Regions from separate parts of the Homo sapiens genome. Here region 2 is linked to region 1. A link is a loop called in an ENCODE intact Hi-C map of the cell type or tissue named here. Cell type or tissue: PC-3. All regions are shown on one strand. Each heading gives the region's core, and the rest is flanking DNA. Links, peaks and the distances in the headings are about the cores only. Region 1 has its middle 79 kb from the start of LINC00604. Region 2 has its middle 50 kb from the start of LINC02104.

The links. A loop is a pair of places that touch in the nucleus more often than their neighbours do. Peaks named below come from ENCODE experiments on the same cell type or tissue, not always from the same donor. Only the 100,000 strongest peaks of a DNase experiment are listed, where the experiment ranks them.
Region 2: it touches region 1 in a loop (5-fold over the local background); 1 of 110 quality-filtered maps calls a loop at or near these places.

Annotation. Positions count from the first base shown.
Region 1 is chr5:40,155,895-40,166,612 of GRCh38, forward strand. No RefSeq gene overlaps it. Among named protein-coding and RNA genes, the nearest start is that of LINC00604, 79 kb to the right of the region's middle. In PC-3, for the core only: no CTCF peak of the experiment used is centred there; a DNase peak (open chromatin) is centred at 4,737.
Region 2 is chr5:39,564,921-39,575,638 of GRCh38, forward strand. It overlaps the pseudogene CFAP53P1. Among named protein-coding and RNA genes, the nearest start is that of LINC02104, 50 kb to the left of the region's middle. In PC-3, for the core only: a CTCF peak has its summit at 5,709 (motif pointing left); a DNase peak (open chromatin) is centred at 5,681.

The sequences.
Region 1 (10,718 bases), core at 2,449-7,448:
GTTAGATAAAAGGAATAAGTTCTAATGTTCAGTAGAAAAGTAGGATAACTATAGTAAACAACAATGTATTGTATATTTTAAGTTAACCAGAGGAGAGGACTTGAAATATTCCCAACACATAGAAATGATAAATGCTCGAGGTGATAAATATCCTAAATATCCTGAATTGATCATTACACATTCTATGCATGTAACAAAATACCACATGTACCCTATAAGTATGTACAACTATTATGTATCGATATATTTTTTAAAAAGATTTAAGGAATGAGGTTGGGGCTTGAGACACTGCTAACCTTCTGCCAGGACATGTGGATTCTACTGATAGATCCATTTGGTTTTTCTGAAACCAGCTCCTAACCAAGTCTTCAGGTCTCTTTTCCCATGTGACACCTGAACAAGTGAATGCAACTGCAGACATGATATTCAAATTTTGCTTGTCGTGTCTCAGTAGCCATGATGGATTGACCCAAACAAGATTCAACAGGAATTCCTGCCTGGCGTAGTTCTCACTGGTTTAATTTGATTCGGTATTTAACAAAGGCTGCAGAGATTAAACCAATTTATGTTATTCTTCAATCCAAAAGCCCTTGGTGAGGTTTGCTGTTCCCTAGGTCTGAAAATTGCCAGTGTAGCTTACATGCACACTCATCACCACCAATTGCTCCTCACTTTGGACATCTCAGAGCTATGTAGAGTTGTCGAGTTTATACTAGAATGGATTTTAATTTGCCCTTTGGAAGCCCCTATTATAGGCCCTTTACATGTGAATGGGATAGCTGGCTTTGGCCCGCTACTGTTCTAACTGTGGCAGTGTCAGCTGATGCCTCAAAATGTAATTGACTAGGACCACTCTACTTGCTCAGCCCTCCAGCTTGGACATGCACTTGCCCTGAAGCCTGGCAAGTCCATCTTTATTTTCTTCAAATTACATTATCAGATTTAAGAACCCTTGTGTCTGTGCTACTGTCTATTCTCACATTTAACCCAACAGATTCTGATTTCATTCTGTTTAATGGCCCAGCTTTGGCACTATTCATGCAAACACTAGTTATAGTGTTTATTTGTCATGAGTTACAAACAGATGAGCATAAAACTCAGAAATAATAAGTGAACTTCCTTGTTTTTCTTTGCTATTTTATAAATCTATTCTGCCTAAGAGCAAAGAAGGTTTTCCAAATTTTATTTTTTTTAATTTTTAATTTTTTGGGGTACACAGTAGGTATATATATTTACGGGTTACACAAAATACATTGATGCAGGCATACAATGCATAATAACCAAATCATGGTAAACGGGGTATCCATCACCTCAAGCATTTATCCTTTGTTCTACGAACAATCCAATTATACTCTTTTTTTTTTTTTTTTGAGACGGAGTCTCGCTCTGTCGCCCAGGCTGGAGTGCAGTGGCGGGATCTCGGCTCACTGCAAGCTCCGCCTCCCGGGTTCACGCCATTCTCCTGCCTCAGCCTCCCAAGTAGCTGGGACTACAGGCGCCCGCCACTACGCCCGGCTAATTTTTTGTATTTTTAGTAGAGACGGGGTTTCACCGTTTTAGCCGGGATGGTCTCGATCTCCTGACCTCGTGATCCGCCCGCCTCGGCCTCCCAAAGTGCTGGGATTACAGGCGTGAGCCACCGCGCCCAGCCCAATTATACTCTTTTAGTTACTTTAAAATGTATAATAAATTTATTATTGACAATAGTGACCCTGTTGTGCTATCAAATAGTAGACCTTATTGATTCTTTTTTCAAAGAAGCTCTCTTTATAATCTTAGAGTTAAATTCTGTAACTTCTGAGATTTCTCATTACTCATTTCAGGTTTAAATTAAGATTTTCAGCTCAAAAATTAGGATTTCCTTTCTAAACTCTCTTATATCTAGATTACACTCTAAAACTCAGGAGCTATAGCAAGACTGTAGCATCGATAGTAGAATTGTCCACTTCATAGTCTTTACATATTGTGTGCTAGTGCTGCTGATATGTAAAATAATTATGTTATAGACTTTGTTTGACAGCATGCCTAGGCCGGTGCTATACAACAGTAATATAACATAAACGATAGCTATTATTTTAAATGTTCTACAAAGCATATTCCTAGATTCATGTATAGCTTTTTAACTCCCCAAAAACCTAACTACTAATACCCTACTGTTGACAGGTAGCCTTATGGATAACATAAGCAGTCAAGTAAAACATATTTTGTATGTTATATGTATTTTATACTTTCTTCTTACAATAAAGCTAGAGAAAATATTAAGAAAATTAACCTCTATTAGTTTGATATTAGAATTCTCCATTTTCCTTATTTTTTCTCTCCTTATTCATATCTTTGTGTTTTACTTTCAGTGAGACTTCATCAACTTCATGTTCCAATTCTTCTTTTAAATTTTTAATTTTTGCTATATTGTGAATGTATAAGAGCTTTTTCTTATTCTCTTCTAATTCTTCTTCTATTCCTATAGCATCCTTGACTCTCTGGGGATATTAATTATTGCTTTAAGGTAAATTTTCTTCTGTTCTTTGTTTGCTTGTTTTTTTTTTTTTTTTCGAGCTTTTCTTTTCTCTCTGCTTCTTCTGTGATAGAACTTTCTAAAAAATCCAGACTCCGCTTTGCATTCATTTCTAAGACTGATACACTGAAACCCTCTGTGTTTGAGTGAGGCTTGATACTGCTGAAATCCAACCCATAGATGTTTTCCTTGGGAAAATACATGTGTGTGTGCATGCACTTGTATTCCCTTTCCTCTTTCTCCCTGGCCATTGTGATCCCCAGAGGAGGAGGCACCAGTCTTTTCCATTGAGATTTAAGTGTAGTAGATGGCCTTTGCTAGGGTAGGGAAAGGGAGCTGAGTGCCTTATCATTCAGGATGCAGCCTTTCACGTAACCCCTCTCTTTTGAGTTGGTTACTTCATCCAAGCTCTCTGCCATACCTTGTGTCTCTGAATTCAGAAGCCGTCTGGTTCAGCTGCTTCATAGAATAAATCTCTCCTCTCCTGCCAAAGTAAGAGAGGGACAATTACCTGGATGTCCAGGGTGGAGGCCTGGAGGTCGAACTGACTTTTTTGCAGACTTTCACCCAATTCCTCTGTTTTCAACTATACCACACTTCCACCTTTGCTATAGACTGAATGTGTGTGTCTGTTCCCTCAAAATTTATTTGTTGAAATTCTAACCCCTAGTGTCGATGGTATTAACAGGTGAGGACTTTGAGAGGTAACTAAGTCATGAGTGTTGAACCCTAATGATTGGGATTAGTGCCCTTATAACGGGGACCTTAGAGAGTTTTCTCATTCCCTTCACACCATGTGAGGATACAGGAGAAGTTGGCAGTCTGCAACCTGGAAGAATGCCCTCACCAAAACCCAACCATGCTGGCACCCTGATCTCAGACTTCCAGGCTTTGGAACTGTGGGAAATAAATTTATGTTGTTTATAAGACAAGCAGTCCATGGAACTTCGTTAGAGCAGCCCAAACTGACTGAGACAACCTTCCACAGCACCTGGTGTCCCTAGTTTTTTGGTCTGTCTGTGGCACTTCAGAATGCATAAAATTGCTTCTCACTGGTATACTATCCACAAACACTTAACTTTCATCTTTTTAAGCTTTCTGTGATCTGCTAAATCAATTCCCAACATCTCGTATAGTTTTGTCTGTATATATTGTGGTTTGTGGTTGCATATGTTTTCCTAGTTTCACCAGAGTTGGAGTGTATATTCTGTTCTAGTTCTCCTTATTGCTTTGGGGTGATTTTTTTTTTTTGAGATGGAGTCTTGCTCTGCTGCCCAGGCTGGAGTGCAGTGGCACAATCTCTGTTCACTGCAAGCTCCGCCTCCCTAGTTCACACCATTCTCCTGCCTCAGCCTCCTGAGTAGTTGGGACTACAGGTGCCCACCACCATGCCCACCTACTTTTTTGTATTTTTAGTAGCGACGGGTTTTCACCGTGTTAGCCAGGATGGTCTCGATCTCCTGACCTCGTGATCTACCTGCCTCGGCCTCCCAAAGTGTTGGGATTACAGGCATGAGCCACCGCACCTGGCCTGCTTTGGGGTGATTTTTAAAGAGATGTAGGAGAAACGTCAACTCAAACCAGAAGTTCCTGATCCCTTCTTTGCCCCTTCCACTTCTACTGCTTAATTCATATCCTTATTGACTCTCACCTATACCTTTAAAGTATCATCTAGCTGCTCATCTTATCTCCAGTTATTTCTCCTACAATCCATCCTTCACATATAACCAGATCTGATTGCACTCCTCCCCCAATTCAAGAACTTTCAATGACCATCTACAATAAAAAGAACTATGTTCTTTCCCAAAAAAAGAAGAAAATTATATTTACTATTTATTAAGTAGAAGTGGATCATCATAAGATCTTCATCCTCATTGTCTTCACATGAGTAGGCTGAGAAGGAGGAGGAAAGGAGGGATCGGTCTTGCTAACAGGAGTGGCAGAGGCAAAAGAGGTGGAGGATGTAAAAGGGGAGGCAGGAGACACAGCTTCACTCAGTGTAAATTTACGGAATTACATTGTAATTTCTGTCTGGCTTTTTGTCTTGTTATTTCTTTAAAAATGTCTCTATATGGTACCAATCCTTCTTCCATTGTTTGCTTTAGTTTCAGTGCCCATTTTATAGGAGAGTCCATGTCATAAAAGATCCAGGCCCTCTGTTGCCATCACATAGGAGCCTGTGGCATAGCGTTCATTCATACAACAGGAGTAACTCTGCCCAGGAAAGTGATTCACTGGCTTTAACACTTCCACAGCCTTCTGGTATGTTTACATTTTCTTCCTAACTCAGTAATAAAAGCCTTGGCCTGGTGAGGTGGCTCACGCCTGTAATCCTAGCACTTTGAGAGGCCAAGGCGAGCAGATCGCCTGAGCTCAGGAGTTCGATATCACCCTGGGCAACGTGGTGAAACCCCGTCTCTGCTAAAATACAAACAATTAGCCGGGCGTGGTGGCGTGCATCTGTAATCCCAGCTACTCAGGAGGCTGAGGCACAGGAATCGCTTGAGCCCTGGAGGCGGAGGTTGCAGTGACCAAGATTGCGCCACTGCACTTCAGCTTGGGAGTGAGACTCTGTCTCAAAAATTATAAATAAGTAAAATAAAATTAAAAACCAAAAAAGTCTTAGAGTCTTAGGGACAGTTGCTGTCAGATATTAAGACTGAATGAGGCTTAATGGTAAGCATGTGGCAATTCACTAGAGGTGGGGAGAGGAACACTGAAGAGGATGGGTATCTTGTAGAACACAGGAGGTTGTTGCTGGTCAAGCACTATGGTAGCAGATGCTGAGATGTTTGAGGTACCATATGTTTATTGGGGCTCAGCATCAGTAAGAAGAAAGAGAAGGAAGAGGATTGAGCAGAGGGAGAAGCTAACTGCATGATACAGACCTGACAAATCTTCAGCCTACCAAGCGGAAAGCCTCGGAGAAAATATTGCTTATCAGAGTTGTCCTGTTTTGAGACAAAATGGTCAGATCATTTTATCACTACCTCCCTGCATGAAGACTGATCCAAGAATGGCATGACCTCACATGAAGCAGCTCTGTTCATTTGAGGCAGACCTTGCAGGAAGTGACAGCTGGAGATGGCTGCCAAAGCAAGTCCTTCTTTGAAAGGGATCTGGATGGGGCATCTCCTTGTTTACCACAGAGTTCTAGCCACAATTCAAGCAATATTTGACACCAAGGTTTCCAATCAGGTAAACAAGGCACCAAGATAGAAGATTCAAGTCTTGAGGGGCAGAATATTGTGGAAAGACTGTCCCTGGTGTTCAGGATTTAGCTACAAGAACGATATTTTTGAGGAAGAAAATAGAAACAAGGCAGAGTGGTGAAATGCATGGCTGTGGTGCTGGGCTTTAGGATGTGACTCTCGTTATAGGCAAAAACTGGAGAACAAGAGAAACCAGAATTTGAGAGCAGTAGCCAATGCAAAGCTCTGTCAAGTAAAATAAACCACCAGCACAGGCAGGAGAGGAAGGCAGTGAGTAGAAAGGAAAACCAAGTACTGGAAATCATTGCATAGAAGGAGCTCAGAGACAGAAGGCCATGGATCCACATTTGTTACTGTAAACAATGATGCTAAGGTAAGACAAGCATTCTTCTTAATTCATCAAGAAGTGTCCAATTGAGTATTACTTTCCATTACTTCAGCATTAATAGAATATGGAGTTTTCATTAAAATAAGTTGCACAACTATTTGACCAAGACTTTTGTTAACAATCTCTCAATAGGTAGACATGCTTCATAAATATTTTTCATTTGTGAGAGTGTTTTTTTTTTTTATTTTTTAAATTTTTTTAGATGCAGTCTTGCTCTGTTGCCCAGGCTGGAGTTCAATGGCAGCATCTCGGCTCACTGCAACTTCTGCCTCCTGGGTTCAAACCATTCTCCTGCCTCAGCCTCCCGAGTACTGGGATTACAGGTATGTGTGACCACACCCGGCTAATTTTTGTATTTTTAGTAGAGACGGGGTTTCTCCATGTTGGCCAGGCTGGTCTCAAACTCCTGACCTCAGGAGATCCGCCCACCTCGGCCTCCCAAAGTGCTGGGATTACAGGTGTGAGCCACCGCGTCCAGCCGAGAGAGTTGTAATGGCACAGGAAGACAGCAAAGTTAACACTTTCGGGAAAAGGTACAGGTCTTTTTGCTTTAACTGAAAATAATTCTAACTTAATTTCCGAGATAGCAAAATTAGTTCTGCTTTCTGTTACAACAAGGCTTACTTAGTTTACATGGCCAGGCCAGTCATAAGGAAGCAAAAGCAACATTCTGATAATTTAATTAAAATGCCTATTTTTACCTTCATGCTGCTTAAAAAATATTACTTTCAATTTTGGGGAAAAAATGAAAATTGAACTGATACCAAACATTGAGAGCATCAGGCTAAAAGCAATTTTAAAAATAAATGTGTTCATACATTTTTTAAAAAAACAAAAATTGATGCTAGTGGTAGCATGCATTTTGTAACATTGTAAGAGAGAAGATAAAAGTTTTACTTGCCTAAAGCACTGAAGAGATCATAGCTCTCACAGGATAAATGAATAGCTGCTACTTTTTCATTTGATTTTCCACTTTGTCCACCACACTCCTTTTGCATTCATCTTTTAGGAAAAAGATGTTATAGTAGGTTGTTTAAAAATTTGAATCAAATACCTTTTTTGTTGTTAAATGAATTATGCTCAGGAGTGTTATTATAAAAAGCTACTAAAGCAAAAGTCAGGAATAAATATCACTAGATGATTAGAAATAAGGACATTAACATATTAGGGATTCAACGGTTTAAGAAATCCTAATTTTATGGAGATGATAAGCCCTCTATGACAACAACTATTTAAGTAATTACCCTTATTGTTTGATGGATTGATTATGTGTTAAATTATTTAACACCAGTTTGTAAGATTTCTTTTGAGATGATGAAACCAGATGCAAACTTCATTTGCTTTTCCTCGTCTGTTTATACAAATATATGTATTTGTTTTTTATGTGGTGTATAAAAGTACAATCAGAGCTAATCTGTGCTATACACTGAATGTTTGTGACCCCTGAAAATGAATATGTTGAAACCTAATCTCCAACATGATGGTATTTGGGGTTAGTGCCTCTGGGAGGTGACAGGTCATGAGAGTAGAACTCACATAAATTGGATTAATGCTCTTATAAAAGACACCCCAGAGAATTCACAAATCCCTTCTGCCGTATAACAACACAGTGACAAGATAGCCATCTATGAAACAGAAAGTGTGCCCTCAGAAGCCATTTGGTCTTGATTTCAGACTTTTCTGTCTCCAGAACTATGAGAACTACATTTCTGTTGCTTATAAGCCACCCTCTGTTTGGTATTTTGTTATAGCAGTGTGAATGGACTAATACAATATTGAATTCTTTCAGCTGGAAATCTGTAATTGGTGTTTTTTCCATATTTACAGTACAATGACAAATAACATCCTTGGCGATATCAGAAGGTCTGGTAGAAGGTTAAAGCATTTTCTGAACAATTAAAATGGATTATCTCATGTTTAGTAGATTGGTAGTGTTCTGAGTGTGTTTCTGTGTAAAAATTTTAATTCCTTAAAAAGTCAATAATATTTAAATTCTAAGCATATTAAAAAATTTGATTAAAATATCTCATCCTCTAACTCTCATATATGTTTAATATGTCTTAGAAAGTAGAATTCGTAAGTTTTAAATTCTCTTAATATTGAAACTACACATAACAGAAGAAATTTTTAAAAATGTATCTACCTATCTAAAGTTAGACTTCCCAGAGTCTTACTGGACCAATAAAAAATACTTGCACAATCCAAACTTAGACCCACACATTCAGATTTGATTTTTAAAGACAGATACCTTGAGTCAAGAAAAAGAAAATCACCTGCCATAGCTATAAACACAGTTCTTTAGGAAAATTTTTATTATTTTTTCCTTTATGGGTTAGAGTGAAAGAAAAATAGATCTGAGCTGGGGAGTTTTGGGTAAAAATAATATATACAACTTCAGACAGAAGGGAATGAATCAATATTTATTGAATGCAAAGTGGTCCATTTTGCTGATTATTTTTGCTACCTTGAGCGTAATCGACAGAAAATGGAATTCAGTTTGAAATTCAAAATTGTTTTGCTGTGGTCATCCTACTATTTTGCAACATAATCACTAACACTTATAATAAATTCTAATTTAATTCTAGTCCTTTCTATAGGTTATCATAAAATAATCAATGTGGAGAAATCAATTTCTCCAAGTTAGTCCTACTCTCAGAAACTGGCCACAGCATGAGACTTACAGGAAACTTAGAAGTAACAGTTCTCAAAGAATATTATCTTTATAGGATGGGATCTCCTACAAGATGGCCAACTAGACACAGCCAGGAAACACCTCTCCCCTGATAGACACAAAAATATCAAGTAAACTATTCCACTTTTAACCAATCTCAAAGAGAGGTGACACAGGCACTGGGGTTGAAGAGGGAGGAAGGTGGGAAGCCTGCGCGAAGTTGCTGAGTGCCGAGACTGGCTCCCAATCCTGAACATGTCCTAAGGGGCCGGTGAGTGAAGGAACTCTGGGGCACCACATATCCCACTGCAGACCTCTGGGATCCTTGCTGCAAGAGATTCCGTGATCCCCATAGACATTTGAACTGGCAGGGAGAACTACCCAGAGACTTGAACCTACACAGAGCCCCAAAGGTTTTTCCTGTGGGGCAGCTGCCCCAAACACATCCACAGGCACCCATACCCCAGGGCTCTCCACCTTGCTCTGAATAACTCTAGCCCCTGCTGACTGCCAGTCTGGGAGATAGCAGGGCTGCCTTTCCTGTGGAACTGGGGCACACCTGATCCATGCACCTCCTTGTCTGCCAGCCCCTCCCAAGGCTGCCTACCTGGCCACTCCTGCACAGCCTCCACTGCCCCACCAGTGTTTTACCAGTGGCCTAAGAGCAGTTGGCTGCCTTCCCCGCAGTAGGAGGCCAGAGGACAAAGCCGCAGGTCTCAATGCCCCTAAGGTTCAAGCACACCATCCAGGGGCATTGAGCTGAGATCTGTGGCCTGAGTTCAAGCAGGAAAGGAGCCTCCACTCTCAGAACAGAGAAGAGTAAGGTGCTGGTTCCAGTGCCAGTGCAGGAGCTAGGTGTCCCTCCCTCTGCAAGACCAGTCCAGGAAGCCTGTAGCCTGTTGACATACCACAGCTTTTGCCTCAGGGAGTCCCAAAGCCTGGAACTCCTGGAATAGTAGGGCAATCTAGGTTCAGAAGGCTTGGGACAAATCTAGCTCCTCAGGGCTACTCCTGGGGCAGAAATCAAAGGGAAACCCAGTCAGGGGAGCGTGACCTGGGCAGCCGCTACAGCCATTCGCTGGGCAAAAAAAAACCTGGGTCACGGTCATTATACCAGATGCGCATCCATGACACCAATGCCTGCCTAAGGGTCCTCTGCCCTTGACGCACTGCATCACCAGACCACCCACAGACATTCCCCACAACCTCCTCTGACTCTGACAAGCTCAGTGAACCAGTGGATCTCTGGGGAAGTGTGGGTCTCCTGGTGACCTAATCTTCAGCTCAGGCCACTCCTAAGGGAGGGGGAAATGCAGCCTACCACAGCACCCCTTGGGGTTGAGAAAAAACAAATGTAACACCAGTGATTGGAGGGACCACCCCCCCACCCCTAAGGCCAGGGAACAGATTTAGTAAGGAGGTCATCGCTCTCTCCCCCTTCCCCAGAGAACTGCTGTGAATGCACTGACATGCAAAAGAGGCACATAGGTGGGTAAAAGCCTCTTAAGCATCATCTACTGGATCGCAGCGTGAATTACACGAGCAAACAAAAATAAATTCCTTTAGCACACACAATGCCTGTGAAACCCAATGCAGGAAACTAGCCACTGCTAAGGAACCCATACAGAATCTTGGCCCTCTGAAAGCCCCCAGAAATGAAGCTAATAAACTATACACAATACACACCACTGTCAAACCCTCAGGGGGGAAAAGAATATATAAACAAAAGGCCATCCAAATGACAGCAACTTCAATTTTTTTTTAAATGAGCTCCCACAAATGAGAAGGAATCACTGCAAGAAGTCCAGCAACCCAAGAAGCAAGATTGTTTCCTTACCTCCAAAGGATGGCACTAGCTCCCCAGCAATGAATCCTAACCACATCGAAATGTCTGAAATGACAGACATAAAATTCAGAACCTGAATTGCAAGG
Region 2 (10,718 bases), core at 2,858-7,857, 590 kb before region 1:
AGGCACAGTGGCTCACGCCTGTAATCCCAGCACTTTGGGAGGCCGAGGCGGGTGGATCACGAGGTCAGGAGTTCAAGACCAGCCTGGCCAATATGGTGAAACCCCGTTTCTACTAAAAAAAAAAAAAATACAAAAATTAGCCAAGTGCAGTGGTAGGTGCCTGTAATCCCAGCTACTCAGGAGGCTGAGGCAGGAGAATCACTTGAACCTGGGTGGCAGAGGTTGCAGTAAGCTGAGATCGTGCCACTGTACTCCAGCCTGGGTGACAGAGTGAGACCAAAAAAAAAAAAAAAAAACAAAAAAACAAAAACAAACAAACAAAAAATCCAAAATGCAGACTTGAATCCAAGTCTGTGCTTGTAACCTCTGATTTCCATGTGTTGGTGGCAGCTGAGTCAGAATTAGGAACCATATTCCTGTTTTAAACTGTCTAAGGGATGTACAGCTGAATCCTTTCAATGGGGCCCTGTCTTGGGATGGACTTTCCTCAGGTGATGTGGCTGACGGCTGCTTGAAGAGTGCCTCATTTCTGGAGATACCTACCCCTATTGTTCCAGCTGTGTCTTGGAAACCCTTTAGTAGTATTTTAGGTGGGAGAGTCCAACACATAGTTGTATATGTGAGTGTGGTTAACAAGAGGAAAATGGACCATCACCATTGCTCTCCCCGTCTTCTTCCTCCTCTTTTCTTCCTTTCACCTGGCCCAAGTGCCTGCAAGTCATAGACTACCTCCACCCCTTCTGTGTACCACCAGTAATCCTCTAGGTACTTACAGGGGTATAAATAACTCACTTTGGATACAATGGGTCAAAGCAATGGTCCTGATGACAATACCAAAAAATGTATAGAAGGATCTGATCACTGTGATGTCATCTGTCATCACAGGTGAGTTACATTGGACTCCCACTCAACTTTTGGTGAGTTTATGAAGTTATGTTCATATGCAAAAACATAATAACCCATTTTATGTCAAACTAGATACATACCCCTGTAGCTGCTTGAGTTTATTAATCTTAATTCTTTTCAAACTATTTAATATGTTAGCATGTACCATATCAAGAAAATATATTCTGCAAGTTTACTCCCATCTGTTGTGGAAAGTAAAAATTTGCCAGAAACTTACATATATTTATAACAATGTATGCTCACCTAGTTCTAATAATCAAGGGTTTGGCAATGAAAATTGGTTTGTATTTAAACTCACTAATTCATAAAGCAAGTACCGGATGATGTGTTGTATGTTCTCTTAGCCAGAGCAGCTGGCTATGTTTATGTAGGTAGTGCCTCTCCAAAGGTGGCTGAACAAGGGCGCAATGAAAGGCTGAAGTCCATCCCAAGTCTCCTGGCTGAGCCCTCTCTCTGGAACACGGCTATGTCTGTCTGGAGGAAGGCACACATTTTCTTTTTTAAAAAATGTACTTATTTTTATTTTTATTTTTTTGTGCAGATAGACAAATTTGACTGAATATTCTTTTTTTATTTTTTGTTTTACTTTAAGTTCTGGGATACATGTGCAGAATGTGCAGGCTTGTTACGTAGATATGCATGTGCTGTGGTGGTTTGCTGCACCTATCAATCTGTCATCTAGGTTTTAAGCCCACATGTATTAGGTATTTGTCCTAATGCTCTCCCTCCCTTTGCCCCCCACTCCCCGACAGGCCCCGGTATGTGTAGAAAACAAAACACCACATTTTCTCACTCATAAGTGGGAGATGAACAATAAGAACACATTTTCTTCTTACAAACACACTACCAATTTGCCAGGTCATATTCCCAAGAGGCTAAGATGCCTTTTTTTTTTTTTTCCTTATTTATTCTCCTATGCCCAGGCTTGTTATGTGCAAGCTTCAGGCCCTTATTTTTCTGGGTTTGAGTCAAATCTTTATTTCATGGCCCAATATGGAAACTTCTTTATACTCTGGGTCAGAGTAATTGCCTTTAGTTGAATATTTGTCAGCTTTCTTTTTCCTGATTTGAATTTACCAGAATTCCATGCAGTATTCTAGGCATAATGTACCCATTGTGATTATAATTTTCTAATGATTTTCAGGATTTCTATTTCTTTTAGGTTATGCCAGCCTTTTGGGATATTCTTGATGAAGCTATTGGAAAGAAATGTTTTCTATTTTGAAATTGCTTAGCTGGTGAAGTTTAAGTCTAGAGCTGCTGGCAGCCATCCTAGCCACTCTTGAGGATAAGCTTCCTGAGTATCTAGCCAGTACTGAGGAAGGAAGAGGAAGGAAGGAAGAAAAGAAAGAAGAGGAGGGAGGAGAATGAAAGATTTGATATATTTAATCCAATCCAGGACCTGGCTTTAGCCATTTCTGAACTTCCTTTTACAAAAGCCAAAAAAGTTCCTTTTTTATTTAAGATAGTTTGAAGTAGACTTCTATTTTTTGCCTGATACTGTCCAGTCAAATATAGTATGAAATTTATGATGTCCATTTCTAATCTGCTAGAAGTGAGGAGGGTGGAGTTATGAGCAAGTGTCTGCTTTGGTTAGGCTGTGTTAAGTACATTATATGTTATTATTATTTAAGCCTTAAAACAACTCTGTCGATCAGGTATTGCTAATGCACAGGATAAAATTTAAAACATTAACAGTATTTCCCTTAAATTTGTAGGAGTAAAGTTTAAAAATTAAGTCAATATATATGTGTATATATGTCTGTGTATGTATATATACCTGTATATATACATACATATCTATATATATGTATGCATGTATATATAGATACACATATATATCTATATGTACATGTACATTTATTAGTGTGAAACAAACAGTACTGACCTGTTAGTGGTAAAGAGACTTCAGCTCCCTATTTACAATCAGTGCAAAGGTTTCCAAGGTTATCAACTTACTTGTATCAAAGAAGTCAACACTTGATTGAAACCATGAATTGTGCAGATAAATACTGAGAAATGTGTTTTGATTGCACCACAGACAAGTAGCTTGAAAAAGGAGACAACTGAGATGCTCTAAATTACTTGAAATAAGGTAGAGGAAGGAATGTAGCAATAGCAAATTAAGTAGAAAACATTCTCTTCTATGTTTAGTACCTCGGAGGGAAATGTGTGGGCTGTTACAGGTAACTTGCTCTTTTCACTTAATGCCCTCTGCCTGCATGAGTTCCTCTGAGATGGCCCTAACTGCTTTATGTTAAAATTAAGGGGAGTGACTCTCTTGTGGAAAATAATATAGTGGATTTCTGTTTTCAGTTTCTTAGCCTTGCTACAGCAACCTATGCCACCACCACCAGCACTCACACATCACAAGCCTAGAATCTTTCAGTTAGTTGGTGTCATCCATAGGATAAAACCTCCAAACCTCTGAGAATACATCACACTGAAGCCCCATGTGATCAGATCTAAATCTTGCCTAATTGGCCAGCTTTATTTCCTTGCCTATGGCTTACATTCCAACTAAACCATTCTGCTGCCAGTTACACAAACACTTCATGCTATTCAGTGCTGCTGGCCTTTGCACACGCTGCTCCTTCTGCCTGGACCCTCTTCTCTAGTCCTATGTGTCTGACACACATCTCATTCATTTTCTTGCAGGTATGTCCTTGACGAGGTACCTAAATTACCTTGAACAGAGTTAATCATCTTGTCCTCTGTGCTACTTATACCTTTGCTTCTGTAACATGTGGTTTTTTGTTTGTTTTTGTTTGTTTATTTGTTTTGACTATCTGATATGGTTAGAATAACATTTCCATCCAACACCCATTGATATAAATGAGGGATTTTACTTTGGGAATTAGTCAATTATAGTGGATACAGTCATAAGTTTTTGAGTCAAACTGCTTGGGCTTAAATCCTAGTGCTACTTTTTATTAGCTGTGGGACCTTGGGTACTTACCTTCCCTGGGACTGTTTTCTCACCTGTAAAATGGAGTAATATTAGCATTTCATAGGATTACTGTGAAGTTAAATAAAAATAATCTATGTCAAGTGACTGGCGCAAGGAATGTTCTCAACAAATAATGTATTATTTTGCCTATTAACTCAAGAAAGAAAGGTGACCATTGTCAGGAATTGGCAAAACGTATGCAGGGAGCATAAGTAGGCCATTTTCTGGACATGGCGTGGCGTCTCCTCTATTTTCCTCACTTGCTTGTGCACAGCAGCTGTCCACAAAGCTGACTGAGAAAAAGGAACCACCGTCACTGCCAATCACCCAGGAAGACACTCATGCCTTTCTGTCTCCAGACATCTCCAAAAGTTTCAATCAGGTAATCAGCATATATTATTGCTGATTTGGGGACATAGTGAACAGCCTTCTCCCAAATTCTCTACCATACTTTGCTGCCTGAGCTTTAAAAGCTCTGGTCTTTCTAAGTCTCTGTTGAGTAGGTCTAGCTGCTTCTGATTCTGTTCCAAAAATCTTCTTTGGGATGAGTGAATGAAACCCAGTTCTGGCAGGTTCTAGCACTCCTCCTGTAGTCTAAGGGTCTCAGACAAACCACCAGTCCTGCCTCTTCTTTCCAAGAAAAGGCACAACAATAAGCAATCTCATAGTGGGAATTCTGGAAGCATCAGTGTCCCATCCTAGCCCAGCCAGCCAAAAATGCTCATTTAAACTGACTATATTCTTGTGGCTACCTAACTAGTGTCTTTACCAGTGAATACGATTCCATGCTTTGGGCAAGTCCAGGTTGCAGACAACTGCAGAAAGAAGCATGGCCAACCTGTGCTTGTAAAACCTGGTTAACCAGGAGAACTGCACCAAGGGATATCACTCCTACTTATAGGTCAGTATGTCTCTCACAAACTGCTTTATTTACAAAACCAAATACTGTTTACTTGGTTAGATAATCTAAGACATACTTTCATTTAATCTGAGTCACTATATCTTTTTGCTCCAAAATGAAGCATGTATTGAAGTTCTCTGAGTTTCTGTTCAGTGTCGAATGAAGGCAATTTTAAAAACTGATTAAAAAGAATTCCTCTTGGATTCTTTTTAATTCTTCCACCTTCCTCCGAGGGTAGTACTAAAGACGAACCAACATCATACTGGATTGAGCAAGTCACCAGACTGTATTTTAACAAAGCTAATGTGAACGTTGACTTTTGACCCTTGAAAAGTGGTCACAGTGAGCAGTTTCCTCTTACCTATTAGCATCCACAAAAGAGTTCCAGGCATTTACACTTAGAGAAAATCACCTGGCTATTTCAGTGGAATAAGGTGGACAGCCAAGGTCAATGAAGCATTGCAAGTTTCCCAGCACTTCCTGGAGGCAGAATAGGGACTGACTTTTGTCTCTCTCTCCCTCTTACTGTCTCTCTCTCTCTCTTTTAATGGCATTTAACAAATAGCAAAATAGCATCTGAGAAAAACTTTAAATAAAAACCCCAGATGATAAACTCTTGGAGGAAGAACCTATTTTTTTTAAGCATAGTGTCTTCTCCCCACCCCGCCACCCCTTCCTGATATCTATTCTCACTTTCTGAAATAAACATTTTACTTTGCTAATGCTGTGAGGTGTGGGCTGGGAAGTTACTCGTTCTCTCCTTCACTCATAGAACAATTTCTTAAGGCCTAAGTGAGAATTTTACCTACCTCTTTCAAATGAGGGGATCCTTACTAAATTTAACATGCAATAAAAATTCAGATCTGGAAATCTCAGAGTCACCTCATAAGAGTTTTGCTTTGCTTTTCTTAGGCGGAGGAACTATATCAAGTCCTCCATCTAGCGGTATCACTTGGAATTGTTTGTAAAAGTGTTCTAATGTGAATTTTGGGAGCAGAAGATATTTATTGAATTTCAAATTTTAACTGACTAGCATGATAAAAGTGGATAAGAGAGAATTAAAAGATAAAGTGCCTAGTCTCAAAGAGCTTATAATGTAATGAGAAAGAAGTAAAACTTTATAAAATCAAAAATCTAATAAATAGTTTTCAAACCTAAGTATAGGTGCTTGACTCCTTTCTTCTCCTAAGGTCATCACTGGGCAGATGTGTCAGTTTGCATATGCTTGGGGCAGAAAAGAGGAAAGGAGTTGTTTGCCAATCATAGAGTCAGAAAAGAGAGGAGATCCTATCTGCAAACCAAAGCTCCAAGTGCTCCTGAGACAGTCTAGGAGCAGCGAAATGATTTTCCTTATAAGGCTCTGGGATAGGGGAGCTGAAACATCCTAGACCTGACAAGAGACCAGTACATCTGGGGGAGCCTGGTGGAAAATCCAAGGATACTCCAGATGCTTGAGAAGGTCAACCAGCTGCCCAGGCCAGCACCTCAGTGACCCTAGGAGGGTCTTCCATAGTCTAAAGAGTTGTGACATGCTGAGGTGAACCTTTCTTTTATCTCAAGATCTGGGAGGAGCCCGAGAATCTTGTGACTCCTCTCCCCATCCATTAATTCCAGGATTGCAGCTGGTTGGCTTGTTGTCATCAACAAAATGAAACATATCTTCTTTGTCTGACAATTTACAATTGCCTGGGAGATAGGCCTGCCAATTCTAAGGTATCTCCCTCCTAATAATAATAGTACCAGACAGCCTGTGGGACCACACCAGGATGAGGAAAAATATATTAATGTTCAAGAAACTATGCTGGAAGCCTATTAGGGCATACTTCCCACATAAAATGAGTATTTCTGGATAGCACTTGATAGGTGCTTGGTATCTCCTGAATTTTGTCCTGGCAAATCCTGTTTGCTGTTATCCCTGCTTCAAACACTCAGTGTTCCTCTTTCTTCTCTGCTTCCCGGGCCTGCTGCTGGTGGAATATTTGCGTTTGCAGTTGTCTCTTATACTCCTAAGCTAAACCACTGCATCTCCAAAATTCTCCTCTTCATCCTTAAGTTCTTTAAAACCTTCATTTATGCAATCCTGTTCCATAGCATATCTTTTCTATTATTTTGCTTTTCTTTGCAATGTTTCTTGAACTTGAACTTTTCCTGTACACATAACCTCATTCACAAGTTGTTTCCTTGCCTCCTTTTCGAATCTTACCTTCCTGTCCTTGGCCAACTTTTTTTTTCCTTCTCTGCCTCTACTATTTTGTCTAATGATTTCTTCTGTTTCCTTCTCCTGTCTCACCTTTGTTCTTTTTTAATCAGCTTCTTCCTGTAAGTCTTGAAGGGCCCTTCCACAAAATTCATGTTCAAGTCCTGCTCTTTTCTGTATTTCTGTCAAATACGTTCCACCTTCTCTTGGAAGACTTTTTGCAAGACGGTTTCAATTTTCTGCTTTGTCTCCTCTTTTTACAGCTTATCCTGTTCATTCTCAAGTTTAATCTGTGCATTTTCTATTTCCATAAGGTGCGCCTCCTCTTCCTCTAGCTGTTGCACTACCTGCTTTTGCACCTGGATGCTGGTGACCTGGGCATTCTGACCCAGTTGCGTGTTCTCCTCCAGCTCTTCCTGAAGCTCTTGAGTTTCTCATGTTTCCTTGGCTGATTAGTCTTCTGCTCGGAATTCTGAGAACATCTTCTCTTTCACCAGTTTCTGCCTCTTCAGCTTTTCATTAAATTCTACCTCTGCTTTCTGCTCTTCACTTGTCTTTTGATGGATACAAAGCAATTGACCACAGAGCTGCTTGCGGCATGCCCTGAATCACTGTCTAGCTTTTCATCCACAAAATTGTATCCCTGTTTTCCTTCTGTTTTAATGATCTGGCTTTCTCTCTCAGTCTATCTTGTTTTTCTCCTCCATTATTGCTTCTTTCAATTGCATTTCATTCAGTAAAATACTCATTTTCTTCCGAGGCTAGCTTATTTTATCTTTCTTCAGTGTTGATGGAATACTTACTTTTAACAGGTGTGAGCAGGCTGAAAGAGAGCCATCCCTCTAAATGATTAGGACAGATGACTTTCCTCAAGCTGGATTTTGAATTTAGTAGCAGAAATCATATTAAAAAACCTTAAAACACAAAAGACTGTAAATTTGAAGCAAGAAATGTAACATTTAAAAATGAAGATTGTGAAAAACAGGATAGACACTGCTGAATATTGTCAGCAATGACCCAAAATGTTAGTGTAAGGAATCATAGCAGTAAACAGAAGAAAAAATAAGTGAAAATTAGAAATGAAAAATGACAGGGTAGTATACACTCATGAAATAAACCATTTCAATTAGTAAGACTTTCAGAAGGAGAGAAAGAAAAAGAGGAATAACAAAAATCAAAGAATTAATATTAAAAAATCCCTGTGAGCTGGATGAAGACTTGAGTTTTTAGATGATAAAGACCATGTAAGTGCTGGAGGTGTTTAAAGAAAAAAGAAATACTTCTGGCCACATTCTAGGGTGCTTAACAGACCTGTACGATCAGTAGTACTTCTTATTAAGCTTCCAGACAGAGAAAACAAGTTACAAAGAAAATATTGACAACACTATCGATCTTTTTATCTGCAATACAGTAAAATAGAAGACAATGAAGTGATATTATGGACTTTTGAGTGAAAAGAGCTGTGATTCTAGAATCCTGTTCTCAGGCTTTGTTTATGAATTGGGGTGAAGATGTGACATTCTGAGATCTACAAGGACCTAGTAAGTAAACAACCCATACACATTCTTTGAAAATGTTACTGTAAAACTTCAACAAAAATTAAATCAGCATTTGATTTTACGTTGAGGAAGAATAAAGTATGTCAGGGAGAAAGATAAGTGATAAATCACATATATGTAATTGATGTGTAAAATTATCAGAAACCTATAGGGTACAGTAAGAAAACACTATTCATTCCTCTGCCTCCAAATGAAATCTAAGACAGGTCTAATATTGGTCATTCTCAGATAAAAACAGTATTCTCTAGTCACTTAAAAAAATCAGAATAATTTTATCCATCAGTTAAAATGTCAATATCGTGTAAGAGTCAACCTTCTAAACTCCATTCTAAATTAAAACTTTTTTGCTTCCCCTGCTCGGAATTATCTGACAAAGAATTTAAAGCAGCTATTACAAAAATTATCAAATGAGTAATTGTGGGCACTCTTGAAACAAATATTAAAATAGAAAGTATCAGGCAAGAAATAACATAAAGAAGAACCAAATGAAAATTTTAGAACTGTAAAATATAGTATCTAAAATTTAAGAGAAAACCCAACAGCTCACTGAATAGACTCAAAAGTAGAATAGAGATTATAGAAGAAAGAGCAAACTTGAATATAGAACAATATAAATTATCCGGTCTGAACAGCAGAAAGAAAAATGTTTGAGGAAAGAAAGAACAAAGTCTTAGGGACCTATGATAGTACACAAAAGCTATAATATACATGTAATTGGAGTTATAGAAGAGGAGGGGAATAAACATAGTGCTGAAAAAAAAATTTGAAAAAATAATGGCTGAAAACTTCTCAAATACAATGAAAGACATAAACCTAAAAATTTAAGAAGCTAAGTGAACTGCAAACAAAATAAGTCTGAAGAACTCTAGCCCCAGAGTCATAATAACAAAACTGCTGAAAATTAAAGACAGATAAACTCTTGAAAGCAACCAGGAGGCCGGGCGCGGTGGCTCACGCTTATAATCCCAGCACTTTGGGAGGCTGACGCGGGCGGATCACGAGGTCAGGAGATCGAGACCACCCTGGCTAACATGGTGAAACCCCGTTTCTACTAAAAATACAAAAAAACTAGCTGGGCTTGGTGGCGGGCACCTGTAGTCCCAGCTACTCGGGAGGCTGAGGCAGAAGAATGGCGTGAACCCAGAAGGTGGAGCTTGCACTGAGTCTGGGCAACAGAGCCAGACACAAACACACACACACACACACGCACACACAAAAGCAACCAGGAAAAAACATGGCACATTACCCATAGAGAAACAATGATTCAAATAATTGTGGATTTTTCATCAGAACCTATAGAAGCCAGAAGTAATTAGCACATTTTAAAGGTGCTAAAAGAAAATACCTGTCACACCAGAATTTTATGTTCAGTGAAAATATCCTTCAGTAACAAAGGGAAAGCCAGTGAAACAGAAAATAAGCAAATAATAGAGAAAGGTAATAAACTAAGAATGATTCTTTGAAAAGTCAATAAAATGTAGAAACTTCCAGCTAAATTGGTCAATTAAAAGAGGAGAGGAATAATCAATATTAGTAATGAAAAAATAAACATTACCACATGTTCTACTGACATTAAAAGGATAAGAAAAATGTCTTAAAAGACTTTATGCCAATTAATTCAACAACTTCGATAAAATGAATCATTTTTTTTAAAGAACAGCAACTACCAAAGCACACTGAAGAAGAAACAGATAACTTATTTAGAGAAATTGAATTTATAATCTATCTTTCTTACATAGGAAACTTCCAGATAGCTTCACTCATGAATTCTACCAAATATTTATGGAAGAAAATTATAAAATTCTACATTAACTGTTTTTTTTTTTCTTTTTCTTTTTCTTTTGAGACAGAGTCTCACTCTGTCACCCAGGCTGGAGTGCAGTGGTGCGATCTCGGCTCACTGCAAGCTCTGCCTCCCGGGTTCACGTCATTCTCCTGCCTCAGCCTCCCGAGTAGCTAGGACTACAGGCGCCTGCCACCACGCCCGACTAATTTTTTTGTATTTTTAGTAGAGACGGGGTTTCGCCGTGTTAGCCAGGATGGTCTCGATCTCCTGACTTCGTGATCCACCTGCCTCGGCCTCCCAAAGTGCTGGGATTACAGGCGTGAGCCACCGCGCCCGGCCTACATTAACTCTTAGAAAATTCAGAAGAGGAAATATTTCACAACTCATTTTATCAAGCAACACATTTCTAGAAAGAAAAC